5 separate regions of the Homo sapiens genome follow, and all the other regions are linked to region 1. A link is a loop called in an ENCODE intact Hi-C map of the cell type or tissue named here. Cell type or tissue: psoas muscle. All regions are shown on one strand.

Region 1 (5,000 bases):
ATGTTAGGGATGAAGAGGGCTTACTCATTCAGTTTTCCTCTCGGAGTTTTAACCAATAAGACACTGAAGTCAGACTTTTAAAAATATATACAACAGAGGCGCTGCTGCACCCTCACTCTATAGGATGTCCTGGTGCCTTCCTCCTTATCCACGCTGGAGTCCTTTGTGTAGGGAGAAGGCTGGCTCCTAGGTCACTGCCTTCTTGGAGATTTAGAGAACCCAAAAGCATGTGACCATTGCAGTACAACTGTCCCATCATGGTTCATGTGGTCCAGTGGGTTTGAGGCTCTTGTGGATCCACCACCAGTCAGATAGGACTGTCTTCCCCATGGGAAGTGTCCTGGTCCCAAACCCCCAGTGTTTCCCTGACAAGATGAGAGATTTGACAGAAGTTTTTCTTTTAGGAGACCTGATGGGAATATGGGCAGGATGGAGAGGGCTTTACTACTCCTCCTAGGTAGAGGTCCTGTGTCTTCCTCAGAGGCCACTCCTCTCTGCACATGGCTGTGTAACAGGAATAATGCAGGCCTTTCTGATCACATCTGCCCTCCTGTAGGTTGACACTGAGGTGGACATTCACAGGACTATACCCAGTCAAATTGAATGCCATTATCTGGGAAAAACTTTCAACTTCTTCAACCTCCTGAGTTATTCACTTTTGTCCAGGTGGGATTTACTTCTCTCTGTGCTTCAAGCAGCTCTGAAACTTTTTCAGAGAGAAAAGTCAAGTATGGAAACCTGGTCAGCAGAGACCCTTTATTGTCGGTGCAGAAATGTGGTTCTGGGTGGGGAAGTGCTCTGCAATGCACGGAGCTCCTTACCAGCATTTAGGCTTAATAGGGCAGTGGAAACATGAACCAGGATTGAGTATCTACAGAAGCAAGGCATTTTTAGTTTGTTTTGCTCTGAGTGAGGCCTAGAGGCACAGGGCAGTGAGCAAGAGTCTCCTTAGTAGCTAGCGCCCCAGGGGGCCAACAGGGTTATGTGTCAAGCATACACTGGGTGGGACTGGGAGACTCTGGCAGAGTGACTCAGGCTTTTTGCCTGTAGAAATCCTGCCTACACTTTAGGGTTCGGTTGAAATGCTACCTCTTTATGGATCTGCCCTTGATTTCCTCCTGGCTATTTCTGAGCTTTCCTTTTTCTGAACTCCCTAGTACCTTGCTGGTTTCACTCATGTCCCTTGTATTACAGCTGCCTGTGTAACCGTGTGATCAGAGGCATCATGGGAGAGAGAGCCTAACTTGGGTTTGAGTCAGATTCAGTTACATGTTAACTATGTGACATTGGGCACATCACCTAACCTTTCTGAGCCTTAAGTCCTTCATTTGTAAAATAAGAATAATATTCACTTTACCAAGCTGTTTGAAAGATTGAATGTAGGGTATGTACAAAACTTGATATATACTATGCATTTAATAAATTGTCATTTATTGCAGACTGTAAGCTCTTAAAAAATAGAATCTTATTCATCTTTTTTTTTTTTTATCTCCAGCACCTGGCACAGTGCCTGGGACATAATTAGGCACTCAGTAAATGTTTATTTGAGTCAAGTAATGAATTACTTTTAAAAAGATATTTCTCAAAATTTCTTATGTCCTGTTTAGTGTTTCCTAAAAAACTTTAGCCCCTGGGTTTTGACTTCTGTAGTCTCTTAATGAAAGAGCTAAAGAAGACATTCAACATGTGAAAGGGGGACAGACTGCCCCAAGAGCTCCTTGGAAATCTTCATGTTATTTCCTGCTTACATCTGATTGATGATTTCAGGACAGGATGGCTTAGAACATCCATCAATTTTTTTTTCCTTCCAGATTCTTAGAATTTGCACCAGGTATACCCCAGAACAAGACACCATGACTTTCTCAGACGGCCTTACCCTAAATCGAACTCAGATGCACAATGCTGGATTTGGTCCTCTGACTGACCTTGTGTTCACCTTTGCCAACCAGCTCCTGCCTTTGGAAATGGATGACACAGAAACAGGCCTTCTCAGTGCCATCTGCTTAATCTGTGGAGGTACCAACTATGTAGAAAAGCCTCATGAAATTCCATGAAGAACAGTTTATACTTGTAATTTGTGAAAAATTCCTCATTTCCCTTTTGGAGTTGTTTTACATGGGAAAACATGTGAATAAAGCCAGGCATACATGCCTGGTTTCATTGTATTTTTCCATGTTGTTACAAATTAACTAATGGTATTTGGGATCCTTCTGCTCAGAAAGAAATCCCAAAAAGCTATTACTCCAATTGCCACAGATTTTTTTTCTTAAAGGCAGGATCACACTATTATAAAATGAATTGTCTGGGGACATTTGAATGATGACAAGGGACTTGTATGTGCTGTTTGTTATCTAGTGGGTAGGCATACAAGTATTTGGCTGGGCCCTCCCACCAACCCTTGCAGGACTGGGATAAAATTTAGCTTTCTTCTTTGTAGTGACCCCTACTGGCCTATAGGAGGCTGAATCGTAAGTGGTTAAAAAGTAATGGTTTTAATTAAGGAGCAGATTTATTTTATGCTAAAATAACCATCCTGCTCAAGATTTGTTTTAATTCAGTTTGGTAGTGACACCTTCTGGTCAAAGGAGGTAATTCTTTCCCTGGGACAAAAGCAACCAGGCATCAAAATGTTTATACTACCAAGGGGGGGCAGTTTTTTTTTGTTTTTCAAGTATCACTGCTTAAAGCAACTGCATAAGTCTGCAAATTTGTGTATGTAATTGAATTACCAAATTAATGAACTCATAACAGTAGGAATAAGGAAACAAGGAAGAGGGGAAAAGGGCATAAATCCTGATTTTGTTTAATACTTTATTCCTGGTATCCAGACCGCCAGGACCTTGAGGAACCGACAAAAGTAGATAAGCTACAAGAACCATTGCTGGAAGCACTAAAAATTTATATCAGAAAAAGACGACCCAGCAAGCCTCACATGTTTCCAAAGATCTTAATGAAAATCACAGATCTCCGTAGCATCAGTGCTAAAGGTATGTCTTCGTGCTCTCAGTACTGTAGTCACACAGTGGACTTGAGGGCCTTACCAGGTTGTGTTGCTTTATTCAATTCAGGATGTTTAATGGCTGCTTTTAAAGTCTTGGAACTCATTTCTCATTGAAATCAAAAGGAAATACTATCCCTCCCCCCTCTAAAAAAAAAAAAAAAACACCTCAAATCTTACCCTATTCAATTATCTTAACGATTGAGAGCTTTAAAATTCATGACTGATTAGAAAAACATTGTTTTCAAGAGAATGTACTAAAACAGGCTAATTCTCTAGGTTCATACATTTAATTCCAGCTTTCTACACATCTCTGGTTTATGTTACCTTGACTCCAGTTTTTCTTGAATATCTAAACCTTTGTTAAGTTTCTCTCAATCACTTTAGCCATTGCTCTTTTGTATATAGGCAGATTTTCTTCTGCACACTTCTAAGCAAAGGAATTCTTGCCTAAGAGGTATATTCTTTGCCTAGTGATTTTCTGTTTATGTAGCAACTCAAGCAATTAATAGAGGTGCCTAGATCCATATCACAGTTGAGTGTTTAACAGTAAGGTTTTTCTATGTAGAGAGACAACTCAGCAGCTATCCCTGGTACCAAATGGGCTATTGTCATTCTCCTTTCCCCATCAGACTACTTACTCTGTCTCTGAAGATGTTTGCTAGCCAAGGAATAAACTCTGTATTTCAGAAAGTGCTTAAAAGCACAGGGAACTTGTTTGACAAGCAGTCTTAACTCGAGCTCCTTCTAAGAGGTCTCCTAGATGAGCATTCTGAATTCATCCTTGCATGGAATTAAGAGTAGAAGTAAACAGCAGATACCAGTGTGGTTGTGAATACGGTATCTTTGATTTTTAAAAATGAGGCTGTTTAACATAATACTATCATTCTGTATAGATGACTAGACTAGTGATATCTAATAGAATTTACTGCAATTACAGAAATAATCTGTACTGTCCAGTTCAGTAGCCACCAGACACAAGAGGTTCTCGAGCACTTGAAGTGTGGCTTATGCAACTGAGGCACTGTTTTTCTCATTTTATTTAACAAATTTAAATTTAGCTACCTAGTGGGTATTGTACTGGACAGAGTGCTGCTAAATCTAGTTGTCAATAGTCACTGCACATCGTGAACTCCTCTGTTTGTGGGTAACTGCCATCAACCTGTCTTTTTCAAGATACACTTCTTTCATCAGGAACTTCTCTTTGTAAATTGTTATTTCCTGAAACTAAGACATCATATTTAAACGTCACCATATCTCAGCTGCTTTTCCACAAAGTAAAAATGTTTTAATGGTGTAAAATAAGGATAGCCTCTGGGAGGCATTGTTTGCATAATTTTCTGTTATCAAAAGGAGCAATTGTATCAGTTATTGCTTGCATAAAAGACGAATGAAGTTCTAGCAGATCATAAAAAGACCCTCTCTATCAACATACTATGAGTCTGAGCTGGTTGAGAACCCAATCTAACTAACTTTGCAATAAACTAACACATGATTTTTGGTGGATGCAGTTCCCATTCCAAATACATTTATCTTTCTTTGTATTTATGAGTGTGATAGTAATCGATAGATCTTTTTCAACAAAAAGCCACCTGATATCTACATTTCATAATTCCTAAGCAAGAATCTTAGGAAACACCTCTGTTAAAATATATGAAAATTGGTCCCTGGTTATCTGTCATAGCTTAACTCCTTATCTTAACCATATTTCCATTATCTCTTTTGAAAAGGTGCAGAGCGTGTAATTACCTTGAAAATGGAAATTCCTGGATCAATGCCACCTCTCATTCAAGAAATGCTGGAGAATTCTGAAGGACATGAACCCTTGACCCCAAGTTCAAGTGGGAACACAGCAGAGCACAGTCCTAGCATCTCACCCAGCTCAGTGGAAAACAGTGGGGTCAGTCAGTCACCACTCGTGCAATAAGACATTTTCTAGCTACTTCAAACATTCCCCAGTACCTTCAGTTCCAGGATTTAAAATGCAAGAAAAAACATTTTT
Region 2 (5,000 bases), 820 kb before region 1:
AGAAATTTTAAACACAAATGAAAACTCCAAATGGTCACAGCAAATTACAGAATTAAGATAATTCAAATTCTGTCTCTTCACATTTATAATCACTGTGCTATTGTGTATTCTTAATCTCCTATCTAACTGCAGAGATAGGTGGTACCACCAAGTCGTGCCCCTGAAGTGTGCACCAGCAATTCCTCAACACCACGTAAACATTTTCTCAAAACTTGTGCAGGCAACTGAGTCCATTTGTGTTGGACGACAACCGTGCAACTGGAGCTTCTTGGAAATAACTTCCATCTGGCATACAGTGTTTATTAAAGGATAAGAAATTTAAAATATGCTAAATTGTAGCTCACATGTATATTATTAAAACTCAGCAGAAACTACAGCACTTGTGTAGAACTAAAACTTAGACTAAAGAGCTTTTCTTCTCAGAGGAGTATTTTATCACTGACATTATTTACAATTGCAAGTTCATGGTAACAATAAAAAGCAAACTGACTTTTAGTTAGTTTTAATGTCACTTTTGAATTCTCTACGGATAATTCTCTACTTATTGTCTGCGCCTGGAGTAGATGGCATTCACTGCACCCCTTTTGGGATGCTAGTACAAATTATATCTAAATCTAACTTTCTTCATCCCTATTGCTTCCAACTTTAGGAATCCATGATTTTTCTTTAATTATTGCAGTAGGCTCCTAACTTTATAACTGAACTTGCTTCTTAAGTGTTTTCTTTTTTCCTCATCTATTTGTAACACAGCAGCTAGAGTGATCTTTTAAATGGCAGATGAATCAGTCACTCCTCTATTCAAAACCTTCAAATGACATCTCATTTGTCTCAAGGTATATGTTTGCCATGAACATATGCCTGAGTCCATGCTTAAGTGAGCTGCTTCTAAACCACAACTGAATGGCTCTACTTCTGTTGGGTGTGCTTCTACCTGCTCCATTGTCCCATCTGATTTCACTTGTAAACCACAAGCTCCAAGTAAAATTATTAAGAATTTCAAGATGATAGGAGAGCATTCAACCAAGCATGTGGCTCTTCTCTACAACAGAGGTTGCACATTCCAGGTCTTACGGTTTGGAGAAAACAGACTCATCATGCACTCTTGTGAAAGAATCAACTAATGCACACACCCTGGAGAGAATTGGCATTATTTAGACAAGTGCATAAATTCAACAAGCTGATAGTTCCCCTCTGTGTCTATAACCCAGAACACATCTTTTCCAGACCCAGAAAGGAACACGTATGAGGATGTTTACTAAGACATTGCATGTAGTTAATAGAGAACAGGAAGAAAGTGAGGCATCCACTACCAAGGAATGAATGAATGAATGAATGAATGAATGAATGAATGAACGATGGTGGAGGCATACTACGGAGCAATTAGAAGCCATGAACTAATTTGGTGGTTCTTACTCTGGCTGCTCACCTGAGGAAATTTAAAAACTCCTGGAAGGGCACAGTGGCTCATGCCTGCAATCCCAGCACTTTGGGAGGCCAAGGTGGGAGGATTGCTTGAATCCAGGAGTTTGAGACCAGCCCGGGCAACATAGCAAAACCCTATCTTTACAAAAAAAAAAATTAAAAATTAGCAAGGCATGGTGGCATGTGCCTGTATTCCTAGCTACTCAGAAGGCTGAAACAGGAGGATCACTTTAGCCCAGGAGTTTGAGGCTTCAGTGAGCTATGATGGTGCCACTGCCCTCCAGCTTGGGTGACGGAATGAGACCCTGTCTCAAATAAATAGATGAATAGATAAAATAAGAATTATTAATGCCTAAGCCCCTGTGCCTGGATTAATTGATCTAGAATGGGGATTGGTGTTATTTAAAAGTTCTCGAAGTGATTTCACAGTTGAAAACCATTGAACAAAATGGACATACAGAAATTTGCATATATATTTTAAAATTAAAATGTATCTTATATATTTTATATTTTTTCAAAATGCAACAAATAGGGCATATGTAAATTAAGGCCATACCAATATATAAAATATATTTTCCTAGGAAACTTATATCTCCAAAAACATATATTAAATAGGGTAGAGTGGTTGTCATGAAAGAATGGAGAATTATAGGAGATGCTCATTATCAAAAAAGAGAGAAAATAAGAAAGTGGATTTATCCAAATTGTTGATGATGGAGTTTAATTCTCTGAACCTAGGTGTAAAATAAGTAATAGTTACTAAGAACTGCCTGTATGCTAACCACTCTTTTTTCTAAGTGATTTAATTGTATTATTTCATTTAATCATCACACTGATTCTGTGAGGTAGGTACTATTATTATCTCCACTTTGCAGATAGAGGAAATCAAATGCCAGATGGGTTAAATGGTTCATGCAATATCACAGGGCCAAATAGCAGAGCTCTGCTTGACCCCAGACAGAGGGCGCTCAAGCTCTGCACTTAACTGCTGTGATCTACTGCTTCTAACAAAGATAGTGGGGAAAAAAGAGGAAAGGGATACAGAAAGAGACAGACATTGACATAGAGAGCGCAGGGAAGAAAGAGAGAAACTGAGAGATGGTCTGAGCCTGAGGATCCATGCAATCGCGATTTTAAGTAATTATTGATCCTAACTTATAACTGAATTGGCACTAGTCATAAATGATCATTAAAAACAGAGCACTTCTCAATACTTCTCTTTTATTTACTATCAAGATGAGATAATCTGGAAAAACCTAGATTAAAAAGTTAACAGCCCAAAGGTGAATGTTTAAGATATATATTCAAGACACAATAAAAACTATGAGAAAATGACAATAATATGGGTGTACAATTATGGCTTAGAAGACTAAAAAATCTCCTAAGAATCTACAAAGGATAAAGGAAGCATGAAGTAGGCTCCTCTGAGAAGAATCCCACAGAGATGATGTGTGTTTCTCAGTGCATCATAAAAGGCAATACATGATGTCAGTTTGTTTTATGATCGGTAATGGGAACTAGATCACTAGGATTAAAGTGGTATTGGCTAGATTTCTGCACTGTAAAGTTTCTATTTTTCCCTTCGTCCTTAGTAACAATTCTACAGGAGACACTTCAAAGTTACAAAAATATGTTTCTGCTCAAATGTTCACCCACTTATTTTAGTATTCATTGGTTGATCTTGTCTGTAACAATTCTTATTACTGTAGTGTTTAATATTTTCTAATTTCCTTATTCCTTCTAAATGTATTAATCAGAATTCTTCTGTAGGGAAGAACTGTTCCATTTACTTACTTATTTATATCAGCAAGTTCTCATGGATATTTATTTTATTCTATGAGTTATATTCTAATACTATCATTATTTATTTTGTTGTTCAAATTGTTCCAGCTTCAGCCTTTGGGTGATTTTCCTGGCTGTCCTCAGTGTCCTTTCTACCTGTCTTATCCTTTTCTGAATACTTTCTTACTTCCTCGCACCACATGATCTGATGTGCCCTGGGTCGTTTTATTTAGAAGCCAATATCTCAGAGCTGGGTATGTTCATTACTACTGAGTTGTAGCTGTTTCTAGGTTCTCTCAGTGGGCAACCCTGGAAACTATATGTATGTATGTATGTATGTATGTATGTATGTATGTATGTATACTAATCTTTGCAGACAAACACCTCTATATTTCAGTATTCATCTGCATATAAAATAATAAGAAATAAGAGTTTATATGGATACCACACGCTCAAATCTAACATCAGGGGGTTCATCTAGATTTTTCCTCTTCTTCATTTTAACTTCTGTCTCAAATAGTGAGAAACCTACAGTGTATTCATTTATTTGTTCAACTCTGATCCATTCATAAAGTAATTTCAGAATTCTTAACCCATACCACATCAGAAAAAAAAATGTCTACCTAGAGTACTGTAATTGTGTACAGTATACTTCTTTTTGTATTTAACCTTACAACATCTAGTCAGGCGTATTTCTCTTAGCAAAATATATTGAAGATTTATCCAGGTTGTTATATGTATTGATAATTCATTACTTTTTACTGCTGGGGAAGGTTTCATTGTATGAATGTACCATTCTGCTTATCTATTCACCAGTTGAAGGACATCTGGATTGTTTCAACTTTCTGGTAGCTATGAATAAAACTTCTGTAAATATTCACATATAGGTTTTTATGTGAATGCACATTTTCATTTCTTTTGAAGAAATAACTAGGAGTGGGTTTGCTAGTCCATGTGGTAAGTATATGTTTAATTTTTTAAGAAATTGCCAAACTATTTCCCAAAGAGGCTGTACCATCTTGCATTCTCACTAGCCACATATCAGAGTTCCAATTGCTTTGCATACTCACTGGCGTTTAGCATTATTTTTTTAAGTCTAGCTATTTTAGCATTTACATATATATATAAAATATATAAAATTGTGATTTTAATTTGTATTTCCCTAATAATGATATTAATCATCTTTTCATGTGCTGATATGCCAGCTGTTTATCCTCTTTGTTAAAGTCTGTTCTAATTTGTTCTCTGTTTTTTAAATGGATTGTTTGGTTTCTTATTAATGAATTGTGAGAGTTTTAAAAACTGTATTCTAGTTGCAAGTTCTTTGTCAGATATGTGATTTGGTTTGCAAATGTTTTCTCCTGATCCATGCTTGTCTTTTCATTCTCTTAACTTGGCTTTGCTAACCAAAAAGTTTAAAATTTTAAAAAGTATAATGTTAATTGATCTTTAAAATTTTTTGACTCTTGGTTTTGGTGTTGTTTCTAAGAAACTTTTTGCCTAGCTCAATGTCATAATCATTATCTTCTATGTTTTCTTTGAGAAGATTTTATAATTTCACATTTTGCATTTAAGTGTATGATCCACTTTGATTTAATATTTGGTAAGGCAGAAGCTATGGATACAGATTAACTTATCTCATATGGATATCCAATTGTTCTAGTAACAGTTGTTGAAAAGATTATTTTCTCTCCATTGAATTTTCTTTGCACCTTTATAAAAAAATAAGTATATTTGTGTGAATCTACTTCTGGGATCTCTATTCTGTTATATTGATCTTGTATCTATCTCTGTCA
Region 3 (5,000 bases), 570 kb before region 1:
TGATAGACAAAGGGTAGCATGGAGGGAGATAAGCCATGCAATTGCTAGTGGGGTCCGGTTGGGATTGGCATAAGAAATCCAGTTTTTATCTATGAGAGTGCCAGTGATGCCAAATTCCCTTTTTTTTTTCTTCACGGGTTTATAACCTTCTAAAAATAATTCTTTGTAGCTCAAGGTTCAGAAAGCTTAATTTGCATTAATACATGATGTGCTGTGAATGTGAATATCAGGGCTTTTTATCTGTGCCTCAGAGAGAAGCATAGACAATAACCAAACCTTGTAGCTCTTTCAAAAGACAGACAGGTAAGGTGTTCATTTCTATTCCCTCTTGCTGCAGGGCGAGGGTGGAGAAGACTGAGGCATAACTTGGTTATTACTTTGCTACTTAGGAAGATAAACAACAGGGTACCCAAGGAGGGCAGCACATTTTGGAAAGCAGACCAACGCTGGATGATCTGAGCTTCAGCTGGCTCTGAGTTCTGTGAGGTCTTCCATGGGGGCACTTGTTTCATAGGCAGCAGGGAGCTTGGGAGATTAAAGAGACTCTCAACTCTCAGCCCAACTTTCATACTCTTAACCCTGGGGAAACAGATTATGTCATTCTTGTGCATTTATCTCACTGGTGACCTCTTCCAACTTACACAGAGAATATGACCTTTCTTATATGAGTAAGTATAAGTTGGGGATTTTACCCAAAACAAGCCCTCAGAATAAAAGGTACAGATGTATACTCAAGTTCTCTATTATTATTATTATTATTATTATTATTATTATTATTATTATTATTATTATTTTATTTGAGAGAGGTGGGTTCTCACCAGGTTGCTCAGGCTGGAGGGCAGTGGCTTTTCACAGGCATGATCCCACTGCTGATCAGCACATGAGTTTTGACAGGCTCTGTTTCTGACCTGGGACAGTTCAACCCTCCTTAGGCAACCTGGCAGTCCTCTGCTCCTGAGAGGTCACCATACTGATACCAAACTTAGTGTAGACACCAGATCAGCAAAGTGCACTACAGCCCAGGGCTCCTGGGCTCAAGCGATCCTCCTGTCTCAGCCTGCAAGGTAGCAGCTGTGACTACAGGTGCACCTCTATAAAGCATCTTCATATACGGCACAGTCTCATAATCACTTTATTTTGAATAACCAGGAATCCTGTTTGGAGAAAGCAAATTCGTCTAATATATCCTTCCCTGATGCTGGTTTTAAATACCTATGGTGGTCACATGAAAAGCCCTTTCTTTTTTTAAAAAAAAGGCAAAGAAATGTAATATGGTGTTTGATTTCATTGCATATAGGCTTTTGAAGATCACCTTCAAAAGTAATAGAGCAGTGCTTATGTTGTGGAGATCACCCATAAACACCTATAGAATGAATAAACAAGTCACATATCCTGATATTTTGGAAATGAATGCTTGAGGATCTCATTTAAAATATTTTAGATTTTTCTACAAAAAGTAACTGGGCGTGGTGGCACGTTGCTGTAATCCCAGGTACTTGGGAGGCTGAGTCAGGAGAATTGCTTGAGCCAGGGAGTCAGAGGTTGCAGTGAGCCGAGATCGTGCCACTGCACTCCAGCCTGGCAACGGAGTGAAACACCGTCTCAAAATAAATAAATAAATAAATATTTTAGATTTTTCTAGTGGCATCATTTTACTTGGATTCAAAAAGTGGAGCATCTCTAATGAAAGTAAAATGATGTATTCTGAAAAATTATTAGATTATGAAAATGTAGTTCTCTTGATGGTGAACGCTGTTGTAAAAGATCTATGTGAAGGATTTCAACACTATTGTTTGAAATGAGAAGGAATAGTACTCCTGAAGGTAATATATTACTAATGCAAATTTAATTTTACATCCTAAAGCAGGAAATTATCCTAAATATGTATGTAAGCATTGAATCTCCATCCCTAGAAGTTTCTGTATTTATGTCAGTCAAGGATTTTTTCTGGTATTACCTGAGAAAGTAGAAGATTGACTTATTTGTAGTCTTGTCACTTGAAAGTCAGTTTATTGCCTTTTTTTTAGTCAGATCAAAAATACCATAAGATCTCTGCTTGTAAATGAGCTAAGAATCACCTTAAAAGCCGTAAACTCACCAGAACAACATCCCATGCTAATGGGATCTGGGACAAGGAAGTGATAAGTAAAGAGAAGCAGAGGTAGAGTCCTTCAGGGCAGTGGTTTGAAGACTTAGTAATGGGCTTATATACCTAGTTTATTGCAACCAGGATAGGAAAAATAAACAATTCATCTTGGTGTTTTCATTCACTTGAGAGTATTTTTTACTGGAAAAAAAAATACCCAATCCATTTAGGTGTACATTCAGTTTTCCATTTGTTCAAATTTTTTTTTTAAATTCGAGGACCTATAATGTCCAAATGTTGTACTGAGTGCCAAAGAAACAGTGTTGGCCAGAAAGACACAAGTCACTATCTCACTCAGCCAAATATGGCTGGTCTTACAAAATGAGTTTTAACACATAGGTCCTTTGCTTCCCAGGTTCATGCTCTGAATTACTGAGGCAGATTGTATTTATACATTTTAATTTATCAAATATTTGATAAATACTGAGTTAGGCACCAAGTAGTAATGATTATTAAAAACTGAATTTCCCAATTACATGGAGCTTGCAGTCTAGACTCTAGAGGGCAACAGAGGCACTGATGAAGCAATGACACAAGTAGGTGGTAAAATCCTAAGAGAGATAAGTGCAACAAAGAACAAGTTTTTATTACTGCCAGAAACTGGAGAGCTTTGAATTTTTTAAACCCAAGTATAGTGTACATGTAGAAAAGTAACGAAATCGTAAATGTACAACTCAATAAATTTTCACAAACAGAACGTGACCAGCATCTCAGAAGCCTCCTTTGGCCACCCTTGTCATTACTCACCCTAAGGGTAACCAATATCTGGACTTCTAAAGCCATTAATTAGTTTTTCCATTTGTATATAAAATGAATCACATAGCTTGTGTTTTTTTGTGTGTTGACTTTCTTTGCTCAACATTCCCTTTGTGAGACACATCCATATTTTTGTGTATAAGTTGTATAGGATTTCATTTATATGCATATTTTATCACCGATGCTGTTAATGGGCAATGGGAGTAGTTTCTAATTTTTTAAATTTTTCTAATTTTAAAAACTCTGGTCAAACTATTCCAAAGCGGCTGTATCATTTTGCATTTTTACTGGCAATGCAAGAGCATTCCAGTTCCTCTACATGCTTACTAGCCCTTGGCACTTTCAGTCTTTTTTACTTTAACCGTTCTGTTGAGTATATAGCATCACATTGTAGATTTAATTGAATTTCTAAACAGGGAGGACAGGGAAGGCTTCCCTGAAGAGCTGACATTTGAAATGATGATATGTAGTTAACAAGATGACAATGAGTACTCCAGGAAGAGGGAATGGCATTGTGTAAAGATGAGTGGCAAGAAGCAGCATGGTGGGAAAGAGCTGGTGAAGGGAGCTAGGGTGGCTGAAACAGGAGTGGACAGTCGGAGATGAGGACAGATATGTCAGGAGTGGCCTGATAGTGCAGAACCTCAGAGAACTAAGGAGCTTTATATTCATACTCGGAGCAACAGAAGATCATCACCAGACCCTAAGCAAAGAAGATTGATCAGATTTGCCCAAATCACTTTAGCTGCTGCATGGATTACAAATTGGAGGGACAAATGGGTAGAGGGAGGGAGATATGGGTATTGATAGGCAGCTACTCTAATAGCCCAGAACAGCTTCAGTTCTTTCAGTAAGGAGTCCCCTTTCTGTGGCTACTTGGCCTGCCTGGGTCTCAAGTCCATAGTAGGCCTAATTTAAGAGCCTGATGTTACCATAACCTTGGGACCTTTTGTGACATGCAACCCTTGGGTACAGGATTATACTCCACAGTAATGTGAGAAAAGTATAGCCACAATCTTAACTTCAGTCTGCTTAATCAAGAAGCCTATTTAATAATTTCTGAGCACTTGAGTAGGAGATTGATTGATTAATGCGGTTAAAATGATGGCTTCTTTGTCTTTTTTATTTACTGAGGTTAAGACGAATGTTGGCTTTGTCCTTTATTGATTAAATAAAGGCCTAGGACTAATAGCTCAGTATGTGTTTATGAGCACTCACAGGATACACCGACGCAGCTGAGTTTGCTTCAACATAAGGGAAACACAGGGGTTAGGACTACATCACAAAGGGAGTCTATCCTTCCTGTGTACCAATCAAAACTAGAATTTGCATTTTCAGTCTCTGGGTCACTATTATTAGGGACTTGGGATGCGTCCTGCCACTGTGATTAGCCAGGTGTGTGAAGTCTATAGATGTGGTATGTGGATGTTTGTATGTGAGACAGCTATGAAAGGACAGAGTGGAAGTTTCTTCTGTGAGGTTATCCAGTGAAACCTCAATAGATTAGAGCGGCTATCTAAACAGTTATTCAAATGACAACATAACAATCTGGAGAAATTAATTTAGGGTACATTAAAAAGTAATACATGCAGAAATATCTCTAGATGTGGGTGTTTGGGGAGGTGGGTAGAGGATTACGTGAGTGTGACTGTGTGTGTATGTGTTGATATCATAGTCTGAGTCTTACCATTAACTCTGTTATTGGACAATTCCCTGGCTCTCCATATGTTGTTTTCTACATCTGTGAAATGAAGAAACTGGGCTTAGATAATCCCTAGGGACTATCAAGCTCTACTCTCAGAGTCTTCCAGTATTAATCAGCCATAATAACATGCTCTCCAATGAGCCTTCCATCACAGCCTAATCCCTGAGTCTCAAATTAGAAAATTAGGTTAATTAAAACACATAGAAACTCATAAGACTTTTGTAGATTTTTCTTTGCAGCCCTGAGAAACTTTAGATCTGTCTTTTCTAATTTTTGAAAGGATTGTTTGATTTAGTAGGTGCGGCCAAAATACAATTATTTGATTACCATTATTTATTGACTGTTAGTTAATAAAACTATCAGAATACTTAGAAACTATTTCTGAGTGTGAAT
Region 4 (5,000 bases), 150 kb before region 1:
CCCTATAAGTGAGATGTCATCTTCATTTTACAGATGAGGAAATGGAGGCTCAGGGAAGGTGAATAACACGGATTGTAAGGGGCAGAGTGTGGTTTCAAGTCCCATGAAAGGCTTTTCTCTAGGCTCCATGTGCTGTTACTCACTTGGGGGTCCTCAGCTTCAGGAGTTGTCATCCTGTCAGCTGAGTGAAGAATTCCTGAAAAATGTTTCATGCCCTAATAATCCCAAGAATAAAACACCATCGAGTGTTTTGGTTAAGGGGAAAGGTAGGAAAAAGAGAGGTAAAGAACTGTAACTCGCATAGCTTCCTCTGATTACATTATTTTCTCTACTATAAACCAGTCTTTTACATTGTGGAGGAAACTCTGCCCAAACTATGAGGCTATTTTACTCTTTTGCCCTTTTGTTTTTACATCCTGTTTGCTGTTGAAGTCTACGCTGGCCTAGTCACTGCTGTAGCTCAGGGGGTTCAGACCAGGATTAGTCTGGTATTTACTGAAGAGTCACAAGAAGATGAGAGATGGGAAACTGGGCTTTTCATGTTACTCTAGTTTACTGGTAACCCTTATCTAAAGATGGGTGCTAAGTGTTTGTGCTAGAGAGTGTCTCTTCATTAAGTGGAGCTATTTTGTCTTCCACTACCAAAAGCAAAAAAGTAAAAGACAAAGAGGAAGAAAGAAAACTTTCTGATAGTAAAGTCGAATTAATGTTTATTTGCTAGGTATTTTAAGTATCTATTGTGTGCAGAGGATCCCAAACCTAAGTTAACCATTACCATTTAGTGAAACTTACATGAATCATAGTGCATCTAATTGGCCTCTCAGATAATGCTCTCATTTCAGTGACTTCAAACATGTCTTATTTTTTATTTTTTTGAGACAGGGTCTCGCTCTGTTGCCCAGGCTGGAGTGCAGTGGTATGATCTCAGCTCACTGCAGCCTCAACCTGCTGGGCTGAAGCAATCCTCCCGCCTCAGCCTCCCATGTAGCTGAGACTACAGGTGTGTGTCATCACACCTGGCTAGGTTTTTGGAGAGAGAGGGTTTTACCATGTTGCCCAGGCTGGTCTTAAACTCCTGGGCTCAAGCAATCTGCTTGCCTTGGCGTGTCAAAGTGCTGGAATTACAGGTGTGAGCCACTGTGTCCCGCTCAAATATGTCTTAAATGGAATGTATTCTGTATTTTGAATTTTCATATACCGTATTCTACCTGTTTCTTTTGTTTGAAATCTAATTGTTGCTGAATTATATATTTTGAGGAAAAAGAGACAGGTGGACAAATTGAAGTGACTTGCTAGAAGTCGTGTAGTGGGTTCTAAGTGGAAGCAGATCTAAATCTGTAAGACGCTAACATGTGATGCAGTGAAATACAGCATGGTACCCTGCAGTGTGATACAGTGAGGTTGGGTAGACATTCTTCGTGCACTGTACCTGCTGTGGAAGCTTGAGCTCCAGGTTTTGTTTTGGTTTTTTTCTAATCTTTAAAATGAATCCATAACACCTCCCTTGAAAGCCTAAGATCAGTCTTAAAGCCTTAAATAAGACAATGTATTTGACACATGATGCTCAGTAAATAGATTGTTTTTACATATATACATAGTTGTCAATAAGAAACTTGTTTTAGGCTTGCATGGCGACTCATACCGGAAATTCTAGCACTTCAGGAGGCCCGAGGCAGGCAGATCACTTGAGCCTAGGCACTTGAGACCAGCCTAGGCAACACGGCAGAACCCTGTCTCTACAAAAAGAATTATGTGGCCGTGGTGGCACGCACCTGTAGTCCTAGCTACTCGGGAGGCTAGGGTGGGAGGATAATCGGAGCCTGGGAATGTTGAGGCTGCAGTGAGCCGGGATTGCACCACTGCATTCCAGCCTAGGCAACAGAGGGAGATCCTGTCTAAAAAATAAAAAAAAAAAAAGAAATTTATTTAAAAAAAAAATCCAGGCCAGGCATGGTGGCTCACACCTGTAATCCCAGCACTTTGGGAGGCCGAGGCAGGTGGATCACAAGGTCAGGAATTCGAGACCAGACTGGTCAATGTGGTGAAACCCCGTCTCTACTAAAAATACAACAATTAGCTGGGCGTGGTGGTGCCCGCGCCTGTAGTCCCAGCTGCTCAGGAGGCTGAGGCAGGAGAATCGCTTGAACCGGGGAGGCGGAGGTTGCAGTGAGCCGAGATCGCGCCACTGCACTCCAGTCTGGATGACAGAGTAAGACACCGTCCCCCCCAAAAATAAAAAATTAAAAAAAAATCCAAATGCTAGCATTGTCCAGAAAAATTTAACAGATTTATTTATAATTATTATAAAGTTGAACTACTGAACCTTGTTCACTGAAACATTTTGATTTGCATTAATGCTTTACATCCCCACATTTATATTAAAAATTCACACGCAAATGAAGATGGAAAAACTGCCAATACCTAATTTCTGTCCTCTATTTTTCCACTTGCAATCATATACCTAGGTACCTTTTGACTGCATTAGAAAAAAATACCTAATATTCAGAACTACCAATAACAGGAAGAAGAAATTTTTTTTCGGGGGGGTGGGTGGGAATGAAATGTTTCCCATCATAGTGGACTCCTAAGCACGTTCTCTACGTATGCAGTGTGCTGATGTCTTCTGGCATAATTGTTAAACGTTTGATATGGATAACACACAGGTTAGTGCCCTCAAAAAGGCCAACCAGATAGGCCTCACTTGGCTCCTGCAAAGCACCAGTAGCTGCGCTCTGGAAGCTCAGATCTGTTTTAAAGTCCTGAGCAATTTCTTGCACCACATATTGGAAGGGAAGTTTGCGAATCAGTTCACTGGACTTCGTATAAAGCCTAATTTCACGGAGTACCCCAGTCCCAGGCCTGTAACAATGAGGTTTCTCCACCCCGCCAGTAGAGGGCGCACTCTCGTGAATGGCTTTTGTGGCCAGTTTCTTCCCGGATGCTTTTCCACGGGTTGGATTTTCGAGTAGTGTGCTTTGTAGGAACCGTGGTATGGACACCTCCTTACTTTCCCCCTTCTCCTTCGCCCAGAGCTCGGCGAACTAGAGGTGGCGCTGGCGTCAGAGAGCCCCAACTGCAAATCCAATTCCCCGATATTTTATGAATTTTTTTTAATGCAGAAAAGTTACAACAGCTTTACTGCAAACACCTGGATACCTACTGCCATAGCTACCATTAAAATTACCAGGTTTCTTTTCTGTGTTCTCACCCTTTTCTCCTTTTGCATATGTTTGTTTTGTTTTGTTGACTGGGTCTTCTCACTAAACTGAGAGTCTTTGAGTTCAGGTATTGTGCTTTTTACCTCTGTTTTCCCAGTGCTAATATAGTACTTGGTCTATGATCCTCAGTAAACTATGGTTGAACCCACATGTATGTTCTAATAAACAACCCTTTAATATACTCGATATCAGTGCCCTTCAATAGAACTTCCTACAATGAAGTTTCCAATGATGGAAAGGATCTATAATTCTACATTGTCTAATATCATAGTCGCTAGCCATTTATGGCTGTTGGAATTTGAAATGCGGTTAATACAGCTGAGGAAGTGACTTTTTAATTTTATTTTATTTTTATTTATTTATTTATTTATTTATTTATTTATTTTTGAGACGGAGTCTCACTCTGTTGCCTAGGCTGGAGTGCAGTGGTGCTATCTCGGCTCACTGCAACCTCCGCCTCCCGTGTTCAAGCCATTCTCCTGCTTCAGCCTCCTGAGTAGCTGGGATTACAGGAGCGCGCTACCACGCCCAGCTAATTTTTGTGTTTTTAGTAGAGACGGGGTTTCATCATATTGGTCAGGCTGGTCTCGAACTCCTGACCTCATGATCCACCCGCCTCGATCTTCCATAGTGCTGGGATTACAGGCGTGAGCCACCACACCTGGCCAATTTTATTTTATTTTAATTAATTTAACTTTCAATAGCCACACATGGCTAGTGGCTACTGTATTAAACAATTCACTTCTACATACTTCAGCTATTATTATTCTTTCAGTATTTGTTCATTTTCTTTATTTCCTTTTTCCCTTCAGCCTTTACTCTTCTCTCCTATGGCTATTAACAAGCTCTAATTATCCCTTTATGTAGCAGGTAAACAGACTGCAGGAAAATGTAAACAGAATGCTGTAGGGTGGTGATTTCAGTCATTGTTTAACTCCTTTTCCTTCTGGGTGGAACTATTTTTCCTGGGGCCTGGCAAGTATTTAGCACTTGTTTTGCTAACATTTAGTTTGCACAGCTAAACCAAGATTTTTGCAGAATCTCAGTGGGCGGGAATTACATTCCCTGTAGCAATCAAATCATGGAGACATACGATGTCTATTCCCGTGCTCCACACCTGCTTGGTTTTGAGATGGGCAGAGTATCTCCCAACATTTTCAAGCTTTCAACTCAGCTTGAACATTTCAACAAACTTCAGGGAGGCAGAGAGGAACTGGCCATATTCTATGGAAGCCTCAGTTTGCCTTCTGGGAAATACCATGAGCTCTCCCCCGGGTGCCTCCTCCTGCTTACGTGTGTCCTCTGCTCATAACCCAGAGTGCGGCACACAGTAGGTGCTCAGAAATATGCTGAGTGTAGTTCAGTGAAAACGAAATTGAGAACATCTCAAGTGAGCTAATATTTTTTGGTTATTCAAAACACCTCTAGTAAACTTGATGGGGGCTGTCAAAAACTTGGGAGGTTCAGTTTGGCTGGGATGGCAAAGTAAGTAAGCCCTTATAAGTGCATTTGCTGGCAAACTGGCCTGAAAACATGAGAGTGGAATATTTCCCTGGGCTACTGGCACTTACTTTGAGGTCACAGAAATAGATTTTCTGATGGTACTTCCTGTTAGCCAGGACATTATTGCTCCCCCTTGTCCCCCCCACCACCCCTTTTTTTTTGGCCTATCCCTAGAAATGGTGTGAAGAAAGTAAATAAAAATAAAGCTAAAGCGCGCCGGTAATCTCAGCTACTCAGGAGGCTGAGGCAGGAGAATCGCTTAAAACCCGGGAGGCGGAG
Region 5 (5,000 bases), 300 kb before region 1:
CTCCTAGTTATTCACAGCCTGGCTGTGCAGTCACGCAACCAGATCAGACACGTTATGTAGAATTTTTCGCCGTATACCTGTATCTGTATTCTGATACGTTACGGAGAAGCAGTACAGTACTGTAGTTAAAAATGTGGGCAAAGGCTCTGAATTTTCAGTGTTCAAATGCCAGTTATGCCACTTACTGGCCGTGTCAGTCTGGGCAGTGAGCACCTATCTGTACTCAGTTTTGTCATTTGTAAGATGAGGCTATAATAATACCTACTTCATAAAGTCCTTAAGAGTTGATGTTTTATAATGAACCACTTAGACCAGTGCCTGGCATATCACAAGCCCTCAAACGTTCATTGTTATTAACATTTTTAATGCTTCTTTTTGTAGTTGATGCTATTGTATTGTTGACGATGGGAAGAATGCCTATTACCCAACATACAACACAGCATTTTCCAATTTCAGATGATATTTTGCAGAACACTGGACAAGAGAAAAAGAATTTCCCGAGGCTAGAGTTACTCCATTTAAAAAAAAAAAAAAAAAAAAAGTTCAGAGATAGGAAGCAGCTGTCTATGACAATAACTAATCCCATTTTCCTAAAACCATCATCACCTAGTATCTCTATCTTTGCTTTCGTCTGATTAAATGGAAATGTCTCAGGTTTAGGAGTTCTGGCTAAAAAGGTGGTATGTGTTTGTCTTCTGCCTGTTCTCTGCCACCAAAATGAAGAACTGGTTCTGCTCACCTACCCTAGCCAGCCTCACAGGGTCACAACCTAGTTGCATTTTTGAAATTCAAGCCAAGAATGCTGGAGCTCAATTTCACATGTGTCGTAACTGGGAGTGGCTACTCATGGCTCATCGGTTGTCTGCACCCTTCTCATTTGTTCTAAGGGCTTTGTTACTTTGAATAAGCCTTCTTAGCTTCAGCCCAAGTATCACAGAGACAATAACTTCGGAGGAGGTAAGGAGGGGATGTTCACCGAAGGATTCACCGAGGAAAATGCAGCCTGTTTCCCAGGAAAGAGCTCCACATCTGTAAGAATTCCATGAACAAGTCAGAACTTGCCAAAAGGATCAGCATAATCAAAAAACCAAAGAGGACTGAGATAAACCAAAAAACACCATATGTTGATTATGTTGTCATTCGTTAAGAATTAAGTTTATAAACCTTGGGTACTCACTGAGAAGCAGCATATTCTAGTAGGAAAAGTCCAGGTTTTGAAGAGAGACATTTGAACCACAGGAACTTAACTTTAGTACTTACCGCATGGCCTTAGGCAAGTCCTGGTAGTGAATTCATTCTCTCTACCAGTCAGCATCCAATAAGGAAAAATAAATGCCATTCCAGCTATTTCTAGCAGAAGGAATTGAATATGGGGAGTTGGTCATACAGTTGATGTAAGAGCTAAAAGAGGAAACTGCAGAATGGGGCCACCCAGACATTAGCTACAACAGAAAGCCACTACCCCTCTCCCAACCCAGGCTGAAGGGACTACAGGAAGAGATGGTGCTGTTGGAGGTTAAGATCTGGGGCAGACAGTGGGAGCTAAAACCACAGAGGAAATTCAGTCACTGTGGGAGAAGCCACCTAAGGCAGAGGGAGAGAGGAGAGAGACCATAGCTTCTCTCCTTCCAACGGCCCGTTGGCGGAAGCTTCCTAGAAGTCATTTGGCAATGTATTCGTGGCCTCCCAGTCTTTTCTCCTACTGTTTCTGTAAAAGAAGAGAGAGGAGGAAGAGGGAGTGGAGGGGGGAAGGAAGAGGAAAAATCACCAGCTTTGCAGATTTGCTCTCAGATTCATTCCCTGCCTTTACCCTGCTCTGGTCTTTATCACAGGGTATCGAGGTGTATACACAGATAATAGTGCCCCAGTTAGCCCTTTACTATGTGATTAGTCCTGCTGTGTCTCATGGAAAAAGTATTTCTGCTTTTTTCTCGAAAGACAATCTGTCCATTTTCCCAAAAGAGTAATATGTTACCCAAATTATATAGACTATGTGTTACCACTTACCGTGTAACTCTCATATGCTAGAGGGGCAACATGGTACAGTAGTTAAGAGCAAGAGCTCTTAAGTACTTGTGTTCAAATCCTGGTTGTGCTTGCTTTGTGACTGTTGGGCATTTTAACTGCTATGGTCAGAATATTTGTGTGCCTCAGAAATCCACATGTTGAAATCCAGTCCCCAATGTGTTGGTATTAAGAGGTGGAGCTTTGGGGAGGTGATGAGGTTCTGCCTTCATCAATGGCATTAGTGCCCCTATAAAAGAGGTTTGAGGGAGACCCCTTTGTCCTTCCACTATGTGAGGATGCAGTGAGAAGATACCATCTATGAAGAACAGAACTTTACCAGACATCAAATCTGCTGGTACCTTGATCTTGGACTTCCCAGGCTCCACGACTGTGAGCAATAATTTTCCATTGTTTATGTATTACCCAGTCTAAGGTATTTTGTTATAGCAACCTGGACAAACTAAGACATTAACCTCTCTGGTCTCTTGTTTGTATGATGGGATTAAAAAGAGTCCCAGCCTCATGACACTTTTATTTTATTTGCCTAATATGTAGGGCTGTGTTCTTTTAAGTATTAAATGAAAATTCTCCCAGGCCTAAGATTCGATATGTCAGTGGCCCACTTTTATTGCTGTGATATGTGGACAAGATGGGACTATTTCTCCTTTGGTTTTGACTAAGACACTCACATGCTAGATAATGAATACCAATCTAAATGTAAGGCAGATCACCAACAGCAGAAAATAATATGTTGAGAACAAGTTCCATGACCCTTAGGCCCTTTACCACAGCAGCTAGACGGAGAATTCTGAAGTATCAGGACGGGAACAAGGATATATGGAGATGGAGGATTTATTTAGAGAAAAGGGAGCTTTGCCTCACACACCAAATGTGTTTCTCAAAAGTGCATCTTGTTGGCTCAGTAAATTTTCATGGTTTTCTATATTAGAGACTTAGGATCTAGTTGAATCAACTGTCTAAGCAAAGTATGTTCAAGGATGCCTAATCTTACATAATAGAATGAGCCCTAGGGACATCCACCAAAAGAGGCAAAACTTGAGATGAGCCTTGAAAGAAGAAACTTAGAAGAGGGTAAGAAGACACATACATCATGAAGTATTCCAGAAACAAGGAAAGATCCTCTCAAACCCACAGTAGAAAATTCAAAGGGCAAGGCAGCCTGGAGTCTGCCAAAAAGGCTTTTTTTTCCCCCAAAGAAGCTGGTAACTAGGGTTTTGCTGGAAGTTCCTACTTAGAGGAAAATTAAGCTATCTATGTCCATGGGAAATGAAAGGTGGGAAGTAACTTCACTATTTCCTAGCTTTCTGGGAACTCGGGCAAATTATCTCTGTGCTTCTGTTTCATCATCTGTAACATGTTGATTTTAATTGTACCTACCTCTTGAAGTCGACATGAGGTTGAAATGAGTTCATACATGAATATATTTAGCATGGTAGCCAGCAGGTAGTAAACATTCAAAAATTCTTAGTTTAATTATTGTAATTATTCAGTGGTAAAGGTCTGGCAGAGAAAGAATGAAATTATCTGGATTACTGGAGGGGGAAAAAAACCCTCACTCTAACTGGGAGGGTCAACTTATTCCCTGTCCAAATTGTTTACTGTTTAATTCAGTTCTCAGAATGGATCTCTAACTCTGACCCATGAACCGGTCCATGTATTACTAGTTAGAATTTGGAAGTCCCATTGCTTTTGTTCACCTGCCTGAATCCATAATATATTTAAGTGAGCCAGACATCTCACTTGCATGCTATCCTAGCAGTGCTTTACTTCTAAACTGCCCTGGACAAGATATTTTGCAGGAGTGAGAAGATATGCCTTCAGTGTCATGGGCAGTCCGTGAGGCTCGTGGACTGAGAAGATTCCTAGAGACTTTGAGTTTTGTGTAGGGCTCTCATTTCCTACCTAGATAGTGTCTGTGAAAGAGCTAAATGGATTCTACAATGGCTAAAGACCGAAGTCTTTTATCTGGCCTGTGTAGACTTATAAGAGTTCCATGTATATAAACTTCAGGAAATCCATGAACTCTGTGATGGTATGCAAAATGGTATGTTCCCACACAAGTGTACATCTTAGGAGAGGATTAATTGCTTTCATCATATTCTCAAATGGTTAACAAATAACTCAGGATAAAGTAAGGGAATTAAGGTCTAGATATTTTACCAGCAGAATAATTAGACCTATAACTGAAACATAGAATTAGAGGACAAAAGGAGCTTACAATCAGTTCACTTAGCCCTACAACCTTTCCCTCCCTATTCCTGATGTTGCTTGAAAAACTGAGTACTCAGAAGGTATTCTTTTTTTTTTTTTTTTTTTTTTTTTTTTGACTTACAGCTTACTTTTAATTTTGTCTTGGATTTAGACTGGTCAAAGGTATTCCTGCTTCCTCCACAGAGATGTAACATTATATGAATTCATAAGAATCATGGTTTGTTTGTTTTCTTGTAATCTGAAACAGCTTTTATCAAAAACCTAATTCATAAAGAAAAGCTAATCATGTACAGGGAAAAGCAGATCTTCGTGGGGATTTTTTTCCTTTATCAGCGTAATTATAGTCTTATTTTTTCTTTTTGTTTTCTCCCCTGTTAAAAGCAAGAGATGGTCCCATTTTTTCCCCTCATTCCCCAGTCTAGTCTCATGCATGGGACTAATTTGACAAGACAAATCATTGGAAGAACATTTATCTTTATCCAGGAGGTTGTTTTCAGAAATTTTTTGATGTTGTCCTAGATTTCTACTTTTTTAGAGGCTTTTTGAAATGACAGATGGGCTCAACTGCTTTTAATGCCTGGTGGGGTGAGGAAGAATTGCATTCACTTATGTGTGTGTGTATACATATGAGAAACATTAATTTTTAATTTACTCTGTTTACCTTGAGAAACTGCCAGTGAATGATTCAGATATTCCACAGAAAGGGACTTTCTTTTGTAATATAGGACAAAAGACAGCTAAGCATGTGTTCTTTCTTCAAA

What was found. Hi-C counts contacts between places; a loop is a spot of excess contacts. Peaks named below come from ENCODE experiments on the same cell type or tissue, not always from the same donor. Only the 100,000 strongest peaks of a DNase experiment are listed, where the experiment ranks them.
Region 2: it touches region 1 in a loop (7-fold over the local background); 73 of 110 quality-filtered maps call a loop at or near these places.
Region 3: it touches region 1 in a loop (5-fold over the local background); 54 of 110 quality-filtered maps call a loop at or near these places.
Region 4: a loop joins it to region 1, with 4 times the contacts of the local background. A loop is called at or near these places in 18 of 110 quality-filtered maps.
Region 5: it touches region 1 in a loop (2.7-fold over the local background); 9 of 110 quality-filtered maps call a loop at or near these places.

Annotation. Positions count from the first base shown.
Region 1 is chr3:25,591,692-25,596,691 of GRCh38, forward strand. RARB (retinoic acid receptor beta) reads left to right here. Exons shown (of 8, transcript NM_000965.5): 6 at 1,812-2,016; 7 at 2,829-2,987; 8 at 4,729-5,000. The coding sequence ends at 4,925. Among named protein-coding and RNA genes, the nearest start is that of TOP2B, 71 kb to the right of the region's middle. In psoas muscle, CTCF peaks have their summits at 989 and 2,580 (motif pointing left); a DNase peak (open chromatin) is centred at 990; H3K27ac peaks cover 2,125 bases.
Region 2 is chr3:24,771,588-24,776,587 of GRCh38, forward strand. The region is part of intron 1 of LOC107986070 (a long non-coding RNA gene); the gene reads left to right. Among named protein-coding and RNA genes, the nearest start is that of THRB, 280 kb to the left of the region's middle. In psoas muscle, a CTCF peak has its summit at 2,388; a DNase peak (open chromatin) is centred at 2,394.
Region 3 is chr3:25,019,364-25,024,363 of GRCh38, forward strand. It overlaps a transcript of RARB not described here and the pseudogene RN7SL216P. Among named protein-coding and RNA genes, the nearest start is that of RARB-AS1, 360 kb to the right of the region's middle. In psoas muscle, a CTCF peak has its summit at 2,638 (motif pointing right); no DNase peak of the experiment used is centred here.
Region 4 is chr3:25,438,549-25,443,548 of GRCh38, forward strand. All of the region lies in intron 1 of RARB (retinoic acid receptor beta), which reads left to right. It also overlaps the pseudogene H3P10. Among named protein-coding and RNA genes, the nearest start is that of RARB, 13 kb to the left of the region's middle. In psoas muscle, a CTCF peak has its summit at 2,863 (motif pointing right); a DNase peak (open chromatin) is centred at 2,903.
Region 5 is chr3:25,293,078-25,298,077 of GRCh38, forward strand. It overlaps a transcript of RARB not described here. Among named protein-coding and RNA genes, the nearest start is that of RARB-AS1, 89 kb to the right of the region's middle. RefSeq lists an enhancer at 776-1,975. In psoas muscle, no CTCF peak of the experiment used is centred here; no DNase peak of the experiment used is centred here.